2 separate regions of the Homo sapiens genome follow, and region 1 is linked to region 2. Evidence: chromatin loops called from intact Hi-C (ENCODE). Cell type or tissue: psoas muscle. All regions are shown on one strand. Each heading gives the region's core, and the rest is flanking DNA. Links, peaks and the distances in the headings are about the cores only.

Region 1 (5,368 bases), core at 156-5,155, 61 kb after region 2:
GGGCAGGGGCTTTCCCAGTTGGTAGCAGTAACTGAGAAAAAATTAAAGCTCTTTGTAGCCAAACCTCACTTAAGGCGATACACTCCTCACTTAGGGTTTGACTCCTTGGGTGAGGTTTGACTACAAAGCCTCCTTTCAGGCCGGGCGTGGTGGCTCACGCCTGTTATCCCAGCACTTTGGGAGGCTGAGGCGGGTGGATCACGAGGTCGGGAGATCGAGACCTTCCTGGCTAACACAGTGAAACCCCGTCTCTACTAAAAATACAAAAAGTTAGCCAGACATGGTGGTGGGTGCCTGTAATCCCAGCTACTGAGGCTGAGGCAGGAGAATCGCTTGAACCTGGGAGGCAGAGGTTGCAGTGAGCTGAGATCACATGACTGCACTCCAGCCTGGGCGACAGAGCGAGACTCTGTCCCAAAAAATAAACAAACAAACAAAATCTCCTTTCGGTCCCCACTCAGCCTTCCCTGGGAGGCCAGCCCCAGCCACAGTAGCTCCCTTTGCAGCCCCCACCCTTCCACACTGCGCTCCCAGTCTCCTCTCCTGTCTGACTTTTCTCTCCGAGCTTTTTGTCTTTTACATACAATATGTTTTCACTGTTTACCTTGTTTTTTTGTCCGTCTCTCTCTCCACTTGACTGTAAGATCCAAGAGTTCAGGGATGTCTGTTCTGCTCACTGGGCACACGGTAGCCCTCAGTAACTACTTGCTGAATGAATGAACGATGTTTGCCCAGGAAGTTGAGGGCTCTTATTTAATAGACTGCATATATTACACAGTGTTCCACAAAGGGCAGAGGGAGAATCTTGCCGAACAGAAGATTTGGGGGCTCCAGAACAGGCGTAGTTGGGTATTTGACAATCTGAAGAGTTCAGGAAACACCATTTTTGGCTAGTGGAGCTGTCTAGGCCAGGGCTGCTGCACTCTGAATGAATGAGTCGGGAACCAGTCAGAAAGGAGATTTTCATGAGAAAGAGACCGGGCTGCCTTGCCACATGGGACAGAAGGATACTAATGTCCTCGCCAGCAGCAACTCATTTTGCATCCTGCTCAGGCAGGGGTTGAGAGTGGCAGGGAGTGGGAGGAAGTCACATGTGCCCCAGAATCTGCTTGGATTCTAGAAAGTGTTGAAGGGCATGGATTCTGAAGCCAGACTCCCTGGGTCCAATCCCAGCTGCACTAGGTATTTATTTAGTGACCTCAGTCAAGTTACTGTGCCTCAGTTTCTTCATCTGTAAAACAGGCATGATATTAGCAACCACCTCATTGGGTTATGGTGAGGATTAAATAAGCTCCTATAGGGCTGGGCACGGTGGCTCACGCCTGTAATCCCAGCACTTTGGGAGGCCGAGGCAGGCGGATCACCAGAGGTCAGGAGTTCAAGACCAGCCAGACCAACATGGTGAAACCCCATCTCTACTTAAAATACAAAAATTAGCCAGATGTGGTAGTGGGCGCCTGTAATCCCAGCTACTTGGGAGGCCGAGGCACAAGAATTGCTTGAACCTGGGAGGCAGAGGTTGCAGTGAGCCGAGATCACACCATTGCCCTCCAACCTGGGCCACAACAGTGAAACTCCATCTCAAAAAAGAAAAAAGAAAGCTCCTATAAATATAAGTGCTTGGAACAGTGCCTGGCACATGGAACAAGCAGATAAGCGTTTGCTGTCATCTTTGGCATATTGTGGAGATAGGAAGGGTCCCCGGCTCCCTGTCCTTTTCCCTTAATTGTGATGTCCATCCCCTCCTTCCTGCCTGCCCTTAGTTTCCTCCAACTTAGGTTTCCCTTTCCTCCCATGCCCCAGGCCTAGGGTGAGCCTTGTCTGGCTTCCTCCTTCCCACCTTCTCCTTCCTCAGAAGGAGTCAGCCCAGCCGGCCTTGCCCTGCCATGTGCAGCCAGACAGTGATGGAAGATGAGTCGCCAGTGCTGATGACACCCCCACCTCCCGCCCACCTCCCACCAGGACAGCAGAGATCTATTCCAAGGAGTGGATGGACAAGGAGCCCCAAGTCTTCATCGCTCTCTTGAGGGATTAGAGCTCCCCCTGGGTGTGGTTTGGGAGCCCTGCACCTGAATTATTGTCGCCCTGCCGGTGTGGACCAGAGAGAGCCCTGCCCACCTCCCAGCATCCACCTCCCAGCCCCCCGTCTGTGTCTCCCACCCCATTCCTAACTGTAAAATCCGTGCCCCCAGACTACCCTGGCCTCCTTGTTCTCCCTATCTCTCTAAACAATCCTCACTTCCACACTCTCTCCCCATTTCCACATTATTCTGCAGCCTCAGCTCTGCTTCCATGTGTTTTTTCCCTCCAAGTTGCCCTTCTTTTATAAGTCTGCCCTTCCAGGAAGTCTTCCTGGATTGGCCAGGACCTTGCTGCTCAAAGTGTGGCCCGCAGACCGGCATCAATGGTACCACCTGGGATCTTGTAGAAATGCAGAATCTCAGAATTTGCATTTTAATAAGATCCCCAGGGATCCATGTGCACATTCCAGTTTGAGAAGTATTGAACTAGGTCACCCTGCAGTCCCAAAGGTCCTTCATTCCTTGAAAAGACAGAGATTCTGGGAGCCTGTCTCAGATGGTGACAGGAGGGAGACAGGAGAGAGCATTTCAAAGAATGCAGCGAGCCCTGCTCCTGTCTTATATCTTGACTCCTACTTTCATGGCAGCCTGTCCACCAGCCTGTCCAGATTTCGAGGCTGAGCATGCTGGAATTCCCCCTGCAGGGCTCATCAGTTGCACTTGGTCTGCGGACACACTCTCCCAGTCCATGCCCATCTGCTTTGCCATTTGACTTGTTCCAGGAGAGCCTTTGTCTGGGATTCCAGAATTTCCCTTTGGAAGTAAGCTTAAACAATCTCAGTGTGGCTGCCCAAACTGGCTCTCTGAAATTGGAGTTCTGTTAAAGTTTTCTGCACTGAAGTAAGTTGGGAGGGGCTTCATGCCACCTTTGTCTTTTTCTCTTTCTTTCTCTGCTGTGATACACATGAGCACGTTAAAACTGCTGAGAATCACGAGTAAAAAAAACTGATTCACTCATTTAGCCCAGAGTTTCCAAAACTTAGACCTCCTTTGTCACTTAGCATTGTGAACATCCTCTGGAACTCATTTTGGGAAATGCTAATCTAATTCCCTAACACACACACACACACACACACACACACACACAGACACACACACACACACACACACACACAGACACACACACACACACAGACACACACACACAGAGACACATAGCAACTACTAAGATTTTATGCAAGGCTCTTTGGATGCTGCAGGACCCCTTGAGCTCATTTTCTAAGTGAGAAGCTGAGTCTTGTGGTGTTGGAGAGGATCTGCTGGGGCTTCTCTTCCAAATCCTTTCTGGGGGGGGCAGGGCTGGTACAGGCATCGTCAACTCACCAGGGTCTATGGGGAGGCTGTTCTTACCAACCTTGATTTCTCCTGTATACTGGATGGCTTGACTTTTATTTTGAGTCTCAAATGCTATTTGTTCTCTCAAATCTGCCAATCTAGTCCTGTAGTTGAAGTTCCTGCCAGCAGGGGGAAGTTCCTACCAGTTCCCATGGGCCTGATGGTCATTGTAAAAGGTGTCCTCCCCAGCTGAGGGAAGTTGGAAAGGACTTCTACGAATCCAGTGCTTGGGCTCAGTTTATGCAGGGAAGTTCTGTCTGCCTTGCCCACCTGGAGAATGGTGGCAGCAGAGTTTTCTAGCCAAATCTCGACTCGCCTTTTGCTGACACTGTGGTTAGACAGAAGGTGGAACTGGCAGGGCCAGTTCTGACAGCCTGACTCACGGCTTCTCTAGCTCCCTGCCACTGGTACAGGGAGGTTGAGGCTGGGTGGGGGGAGGGTGTGGGAATCTGTGCAGGAATGCCAAACTGGAGGCTTCTCAGTCCTAGCCAGGGAGCTGGGGCAGGCTGGGGGCAGTGTGTGGGGCTTGTTGAGAACCTAGGGAAGCTGATGGGCATGGGAAAAGGAGACCTTGAGAGCGCCAATGCTCTGAGAATCACAGAGTGAAGGCAGGGATTTCCGTTCCACAAAACTCACATGAAGGTCTGATTTGGGCTGGCAGGGACCCCAGATATCCCCTTATTTCAGCAGGAAGGAAGCTGGTGAGGAGGTTTTTCCAAGGCCACACGTTGACTCTGCGGTAGATCTGGGATCTCCTGATAGTTGCATTGAGGCATCACTTTTTGTGGCATCTGGGCTGCTTCCCCAGCTGGAACTGTCACATTCAGACTTACCTGAGAATAAATTTATCCCGAAGCTGATCTATCGGCTCTGGAGAATCCCATTTCCCAATACTAACATACGCCATGCCCAATTTCCTTGCTCCTCCTTGAGGAGGTGGCACAGTAGGATCCACCATGGGCTGAAGGTGCTGGATGATCTGGGGTGCCATGCAGTCAAAAGAGACCTTTGCCTGAGTTTCCAAGGAATTGGAGTTTGGAGATCCCACAACCTGGCAATTTCCAGGCCTAGATGACAGATTTGGGATATCCAAAATCTGAGAGAGTCCAGCCCTGTATTCGGTGTATTCGGTGCAACTCAGACCACAACTGATGTCCCTTTACCTATTCAGAACTCCAGTTCTTAAGAGGGACAGTGACAATCTGAGACATGTTCAGAGAAGGGTGACCAAGAGGGACACTAAATCATGTCCTTGAGGAATGGTTGAAGCAGCTCAGGAGGCTTAGCTTGGATATGAGAAAGCTCAGAGACACCAGAGAGCTGTGTTCAGATACTGGAAGGATTGTCATGGGGAAGACAGGCTGGACCGATTCTCCATGGCCCCAGTGAGTAAAGACAAGACCAGTGAGTGGAAGTTGTAGGAACCCAGAAGCCAGAGCAATACCAGATACTTGACTAACGGCCAGCACAGCTTTGAGTTCTCTTCCCCTGGAGGTGCTTGGAGGGTGCTGATTGGCCAATGTGGAAGAAGGTTTATGGGTCTTCAAGAGTCAGCTGCAGGAGGGAGGCCTGGGAGACTTTTAAGGTCATTTCAACATGCAATTCTATGCATCTATATCCAGACTCCTGTTCTATTCAGCTCATGTTGGGTTTGTGCTCTGTGCTGGACACTGTACCAGGTATGACGAAAGGGCAAAAAATGGAGCAAGTCACTATCACAGAGGGGAAAATAGACACACGCACAAGCCAGGGCACGACTCGTGCCTCCACACAGGTGCACGCAGGCCTCACAGAGGGGATGACATGCCAGTTGGGCCTCAAAGGATGAATAGAATTTTGACAGGCAGAGGCAGGGGAAAGGCACACCAGGCAGAAGAAGCAACACAAAGACAGTGGGATTAACCTGGCACATCGTGTTTGGGGAGATGCCAGTCATGGGTGGAGTAGAGGGA
Region 2 (5,332 bases), core at 333-5,332:
CCGGGCGCTTCTCACCTACAGATTAAGGACCTGAAGCTGAAGGTGATGGACCTCCGTGGGAAGTTCAAGCGCCCGCCCCTGCGTCGAGTCCGTGTCTCGGCTGACGCCATGCTCCGGGCCCTGCTGGGCTCCAAGCACAAGGTGTCCATGGATCTGCGGGCCAACCTCAAGTCTGTGAAGAAGGAAGACACAGAGAAGGTGAGGTCCCTTTCCTCAGAACATTCCACCCTCTGCCCTACCAGCTTTCCCCTTGTCAACCCCTCACATGGCCTCAGGCTGGCCCAGGAGCTCCTGTTGGAGACCAGTCAGCTTGACAGACAGAACATTCTAGAATGCTTTGGGAGACCAGTGTGGGAAGAAAGAAAGAAGATTTGCTCCCTTCCTTCAGGCTGTTCCCAGTCTGACGAAGAAACTAGGACATAAAGAAAGCTAGACCCCAGACGGAGAAATGAAGTAAAAATCTTGTTCCCAGTGTGAAGATAATGTGGAGATTTAGGGTAATGGTGGAGATGACTGCCTGGTCACCACAGGGAAAGGAGACAGCAGCTCATCTTGGTTATAGCCACACACGAGCATAGACATTAGAGAACTGAGTTCAACCACCCAGCAACAAATTATTCAAAGTTGGTTGAATTCACAGTATATGTGCCCCAAATTGATAGGCTCTGTAAGGAACAGGGATGAAGGAACAGTCTCTGGCCCAAGAAGCTTCAGAGGAGAAGAGATAAGCCAGACAATATACTGAGGAAATGGAAAAGCAGCCGCATTTGCAGGGGAAGACTTCTTGGAAGAGGTGGCCTTGAGCCTGCTGAGTGCCAGACCAGGAGGGTGGCATGGAGCCTTGGAGGAGGTTTTGCTGAGGTGCACTGAGGTGGGAACTAGCCCCATAGCTGCCACTTTCACCCAGTGCTCCCAAGCCACACAGCTTCCTTTTTCCTGTGGGGCCTCGGCTTGGCCTGTGTCCACCTGCCTGGCTGAGTCCTAGGACCTTACCAGCTGGGGAGGGGCATCAGGATTTCTTATCATCCGAGGAGACTGGTTTCCTATCACCCAGCTTCTCTTGAGCTGGGGGGCCGTCCAGCCTGGTAAGTCCCTGATGTGTGTGCCACTTGTCTACAGGAGCGGCCTGTGGAGGTGGGTGACTGGAGGAAGAACGTGGAGGCCATGTCTGGCATGGAAGGCCGGAAGAAGATGTTTGATGCCGCCAAGTCTCCGACCTCACAATAGAGGTACCTAGAGACCAGCTCCCTTCTCTGGGGTCCATCAGAGTCTAGAGGATAATGAGGGAGTCCACAATGGGCAGGCGGGTTGTACTTAGTGTGGTGCACGGATGCACGGACTAAGGCACCGATGAGACTGATTTGAGTCGGCTCTCCTGGGCTCAGTCCTGGCTCCAGCACCATGATACTTGGGCATGTCATTTCTGTTTGGCGGCCCTTTTTGTTCCCATTATCTATGAAATTGGGGGCTGTATCAAATCAGTGGTTCTCCAAGTGTGGTCCTGGGACCAGCAGCGTCTACATCACCTGGGATGCAAATGATCAGCCCCCACCCCAGATCCACTAAATTGGAAACTCTGGGGTGAGGCCAGCCTTCTAGGTGATTCTGATGCACATGAGAGTTTGAGAACCACTAGGTTAGAGGGTCCCTGGGATCCCTTCATCTCTGACTTTCTGAGAATCTATGCACTTTTAAATACCTCCTGGTGATGTCCTTTATTTGTGCTCCCTGCGAAGTACCCAGCACTCACAGTACCTGTTCCCAAGGAGCTACCACTCACAGAAGCTAAGACTTCCCACCATCTGAGGAAATAGCTGGAGAAACTGGGCAAAGCAAGGAAATCAGGCCACGTAAAACCCTCTACGGAAGTGCTGAGAGAATGTGCAATAGGGCAGGCATCCACCAGACAGCACTGGTCAGAGCAGGCTTTCTGGAGAGGAGGAGCTCTCTGAGGATGCGACGAGCGAGTGTTAGCTGATAAAGGGAAGGGCATGTTGAAGGGCTGATGGTGCAACAGAAGCATGGAGGTGGGAATTAAGCAGCCACAGAGTAGCATGGCAAGGCTAGGTAAGAGCTGAGGGCCGCAGTGTGGAGGAGCGGTGTGAGGGGTCCCAAAAGGGGAGCAACTGTGCCCGAGGGCCGAGAAGCTGAGGTTTTGTAGGAGCCCTTATGAATGAAGATCCAGTCCGGGGTGCGCTAGGGCTGAGAAGCCCTGGGGACTGCATGTGCTGTAGGTAAGTCAGGGATTCATGCGCTGCACACAGGTCCCCGGGAACTGATGGCTTTGCCTCTTTGTCCCTACAGGCCAGCTTGCTGTGCTGCGCTCTGAGCTCCTGCTTCATGCTTCTTCTCCAACCCAGCTCACTCACCTCTCTGCCTGTGTCTGGAGCATCCCTTCCCACCTCTCCCCCACTTCTTCCCTCCAGCCTGCATGCCCTCCTCTGGAACTGGGATTAAACAGATACCCAAGAGGCAGGAAAAACGCGAGTGTCTGAAGACCTCACCCTGGCAGGGTGGGCTTCTATCCACCCATGAGGCACCTGGGGCTTCTCAGCCACCCCGTGGTGTAACAAGTGGAGGAGGAGGAGGGGGTGAGAACACCTTTCCTCCAGCCCTGTGCCACACTCCTTCTATGTGTGTACAGTGTCCACAGGCATCACACCTTCTTCATTAAAAACCCAGTTTCCTGGTCATTTCTGCAGCTCTGACTGTGAGCCCTGAGAAGAAAGGGAAGACTTGGGGCTTGGGAAGAGAGGGCTGTGCTGGGCTCCAGTCACCCTGTCTGCAGTCCGGAGCTCGGGATCTGAAGGGAGGGCTAAGGAATTGGTGGCTGCTTGCCAGGGTCCCCTGGGGCCCCTTCTGCCCAGTCCCTGTGACGTCACACTGCACACACTCACCACCCAGGATGCTCAGCTCACCAGAGCCCTGACCTCCGAGAAATGACCCCGTCCTGCCCCTGACTCTGGCCATCAGAAGAGGCCTCTCCATTAAGAGCCGCTTCTCCTGCCGGCTTTCATACTCTCCTTCCTCTGCAAACCTGGATTAACTCTCCCTGATGTGTGCTGGGTTGAGAGGTCAGGGCACTTTCAATCCCTCACCTAGTCCTGCTGCACAGGGCAGGAGGCCTCACAGAAGAGATACTTGCAGTTCCAGGCCTGGCCACCAGGTGACGCCTTCCTTCTCTCCTGGGCTCTCCTGTCCCTCCGGCCTCTGCTCTCCCCACGTTCACCCACCCTCCTCCCAATTGTTTCCCCTTCACACTCCTGCACTGGTCCTATCCCCCAGGACTGATTCTTTCCCGGAGATGGGGTGGCCACTTATCTGTCCTCTGGATCAGGTCCTTTCTCCATCCCACTACCTCCTGGGTCCAAAGCCTGGTGAGAGCATAGGGCCTTCTGGGGTGGAAGGGGGGTCTGGGGCAGCCTCTCTTCCCCCAACATACTCACTAGAGTGGCTCCTGTGAAGCAGAGACCAAAGTTCTGACTTTTCTTTTTCCTTTTTTTTTTTTTTTTGAGATGGAGTCTCGCTGTGTCACCCAGGCTGGAGTGCAGTGACGCGATCTCGACTCACTGCAACCTCCGCCTCCCAGGTTCAAGCGATTCTCCTGCTTCAACCTCCTGAGTAGCTGGGATTACAGGTGCGTGCCACCACACCCCGCTAATTTTTGTATTTTTAGTAGAGACAGGGTTTCACCATGTTGGTCAGGCTGGTCTCGAACTCCTGACCTCGTAATCTGCCCACCTCGGCCTCCCAAAGTTCTGGGATTACAGGTGTGAGCGACCACATCCGGTCAAGTTCTGACTTTTCAGGGCAGTGGGATGGTGACTTCTGAGCTAAGCCTGCAAGGGAAGTGGCTGTTCCCAGACCTGGGGTCCCTTGGCTTTTCGACCACCCTAGCACTGGCCCTAGGAGGGGCTGAGTTATCAGAGCAGCAACCCTTCTACCCACCCTACTGAGTCCCCATTCTACCTTCGAATCCCATGTATTATCTTCCATAAGTGCCAGAAATTGGTACAAAGTGCAGTGCCAGCTGCTCCCCAGGGCATGGTCTGGCTCTCTGGGCTGCTGGGCTGCCAGCCCCTTTCAGAAAGCATGGCAGTGGGAACCAGCAACTTGGGCTACCTTAGGGGAAGCAGCACTCTGCCCAGGGTTCTTGCTATAAATAGGTCAGTGGGCAGAGAGGCAGATGTGTGCAAAAAGCACAACCCCAATCACACACAGAAACCCGTAGGCACGGACACACCCAGTCTCAATGCACGAAGTTGGAGAACCTGACAGGGCTGGTCCAGGCCACAGAGGATGGGGTTAGGCTTCATGCCTTCATGCCCAGGCAGCCACAGAAACCCACTCTTCCCCGCCTCACAGGGCTCCTCCGGTTGGCCTGGATCCAAAGCGATCTCCTTGTTTCACCTCTTTCCAGCTCTTCCCTAGAGCCTGGCCCCAAGTTCCAGAGTCAAATCCCAGTTTTGCAGTCAACTATTAACCTGGGGCCCTGGCAGATTGGGGTATCCACCCAGTCATGTAAAGGCAGGAGACCTGCTCTGGGCCTGACTCAAAGCAAACACGTGGGTGCAGAAGACCCATGGGAGGAGGAGGTGGGGCCCACTCAACACACCTAAGCCAGTGGCCCTCTAGGAGGGGCAGAAGAGCCAACCAGAGGGTTCCTGGAGGTCATCGGGTTCCTCCTTCTGCTTCCAGGCAGCAACAGACCTAATTCATCTCCTGTGAGGATGGAGCAAGGGCGAATATAGGCATAGACATATCTGGAGCGCAAGGATTGAGAGGCCCTGTGGACAAGGGGAAGGAGAGCTTGGGGGTGGGAGAGGGATCTATGGAAGGGGCTGTTGTAGCCAAGAATGGGGCCTGGGCTGGGGGCCTGGCCTCTGGAGAGCCCTGATTCTACTCCAGTCTTCTCTCACCATGGAGACAACACCAGTAGAGCTGGGAGCTGGGGCCTGCCACTGAGTAACAGCTCACACATGTAGCACACTTATGCGTCAGGCACCAGCATGTACACCTTAATTTATTTAACTTTCACAACAACCCTAGGAGAAAGGTACAGCTACTATTCTCATGGTACAGTGGGGAAAACTGAGGCACAGAGAGGTTAGGGACTTTTCATGATCACACAGCTAATAAGTGGTGGTCCCAGGATTCAACCCAAGAAGTCTGTTAGAATCCATACTCTTATCGACTATTTTAATAACAGCATTTCAATAATAGTAATATGTGATGTTAAATGCTTTATCTGAGTTATATCATTGCATTCTCACAAAAATGGTACATTTGTTAGCTCAAATTTACAGATGAGGAAATGGAGGCCTGGAGAGTT

The links. Hi-C counts contacts between places; a loop is a spot of excess contacts. Peaks named below come from ENCODE experiments on the same cell type or tissue, not always from the same donor. Only the 100,000 strongest peaks of a DNase experiment are listed, where the experiment ranks them.
Region 1: a loop joins it to region 2, with 5 times the contacts of the local background. A loop is called at or near these places in 32 of 110 quality-filtered maps.

Annotation. Positions count from the first base shown.
Region 1 is chr1:201,344,963-201,350,330 of GRCh38, reverse strand. No RefSeq gene overlaps it. Among named protein-coding and RNA genes, the nearest start is that of TNNT2, 30 kb to the left of the region's middle. RefSeq lists enhancers at 1,817-1,956, 2,241-3,225, 3,336-3,836. In psoas muscle, for the core only: CTCF peaks have their summits at 2,049 and 3,525 (motif pointing right); no DNase peak of the experiment used is centred there.
Region 2 is chr1:201,406,223-201,411,554 of GRCh38, reverse strand. TNNI1 (troponin I1, slow skeletal type) reads left to right here. Exons shown (of 9, transcript NM_003281.4): 7 at 22-198; 8 at 1,120-1,229; 9 at 2,305-5,332. The coding sequence ends at 1,227. LOC101929343 (a long non-coding RNA gene) reads right to left here. Exons shown (of 2, transcript XR_241172.3): 2 at 5,186-5,332. Among named protein-coding and RNA genes, the nearest start is that of LAD1, 9.6 kb to the right of the region's middle. RefSeq lists an enhancer at 3,204-3,283. In psoas muscle, for the core only: a CTCF peak has its summit at 3,163 (motif pointing right); a DNase peak (open chromatin) is centred at 3,174; H3K27ac peaks cover 726 bases.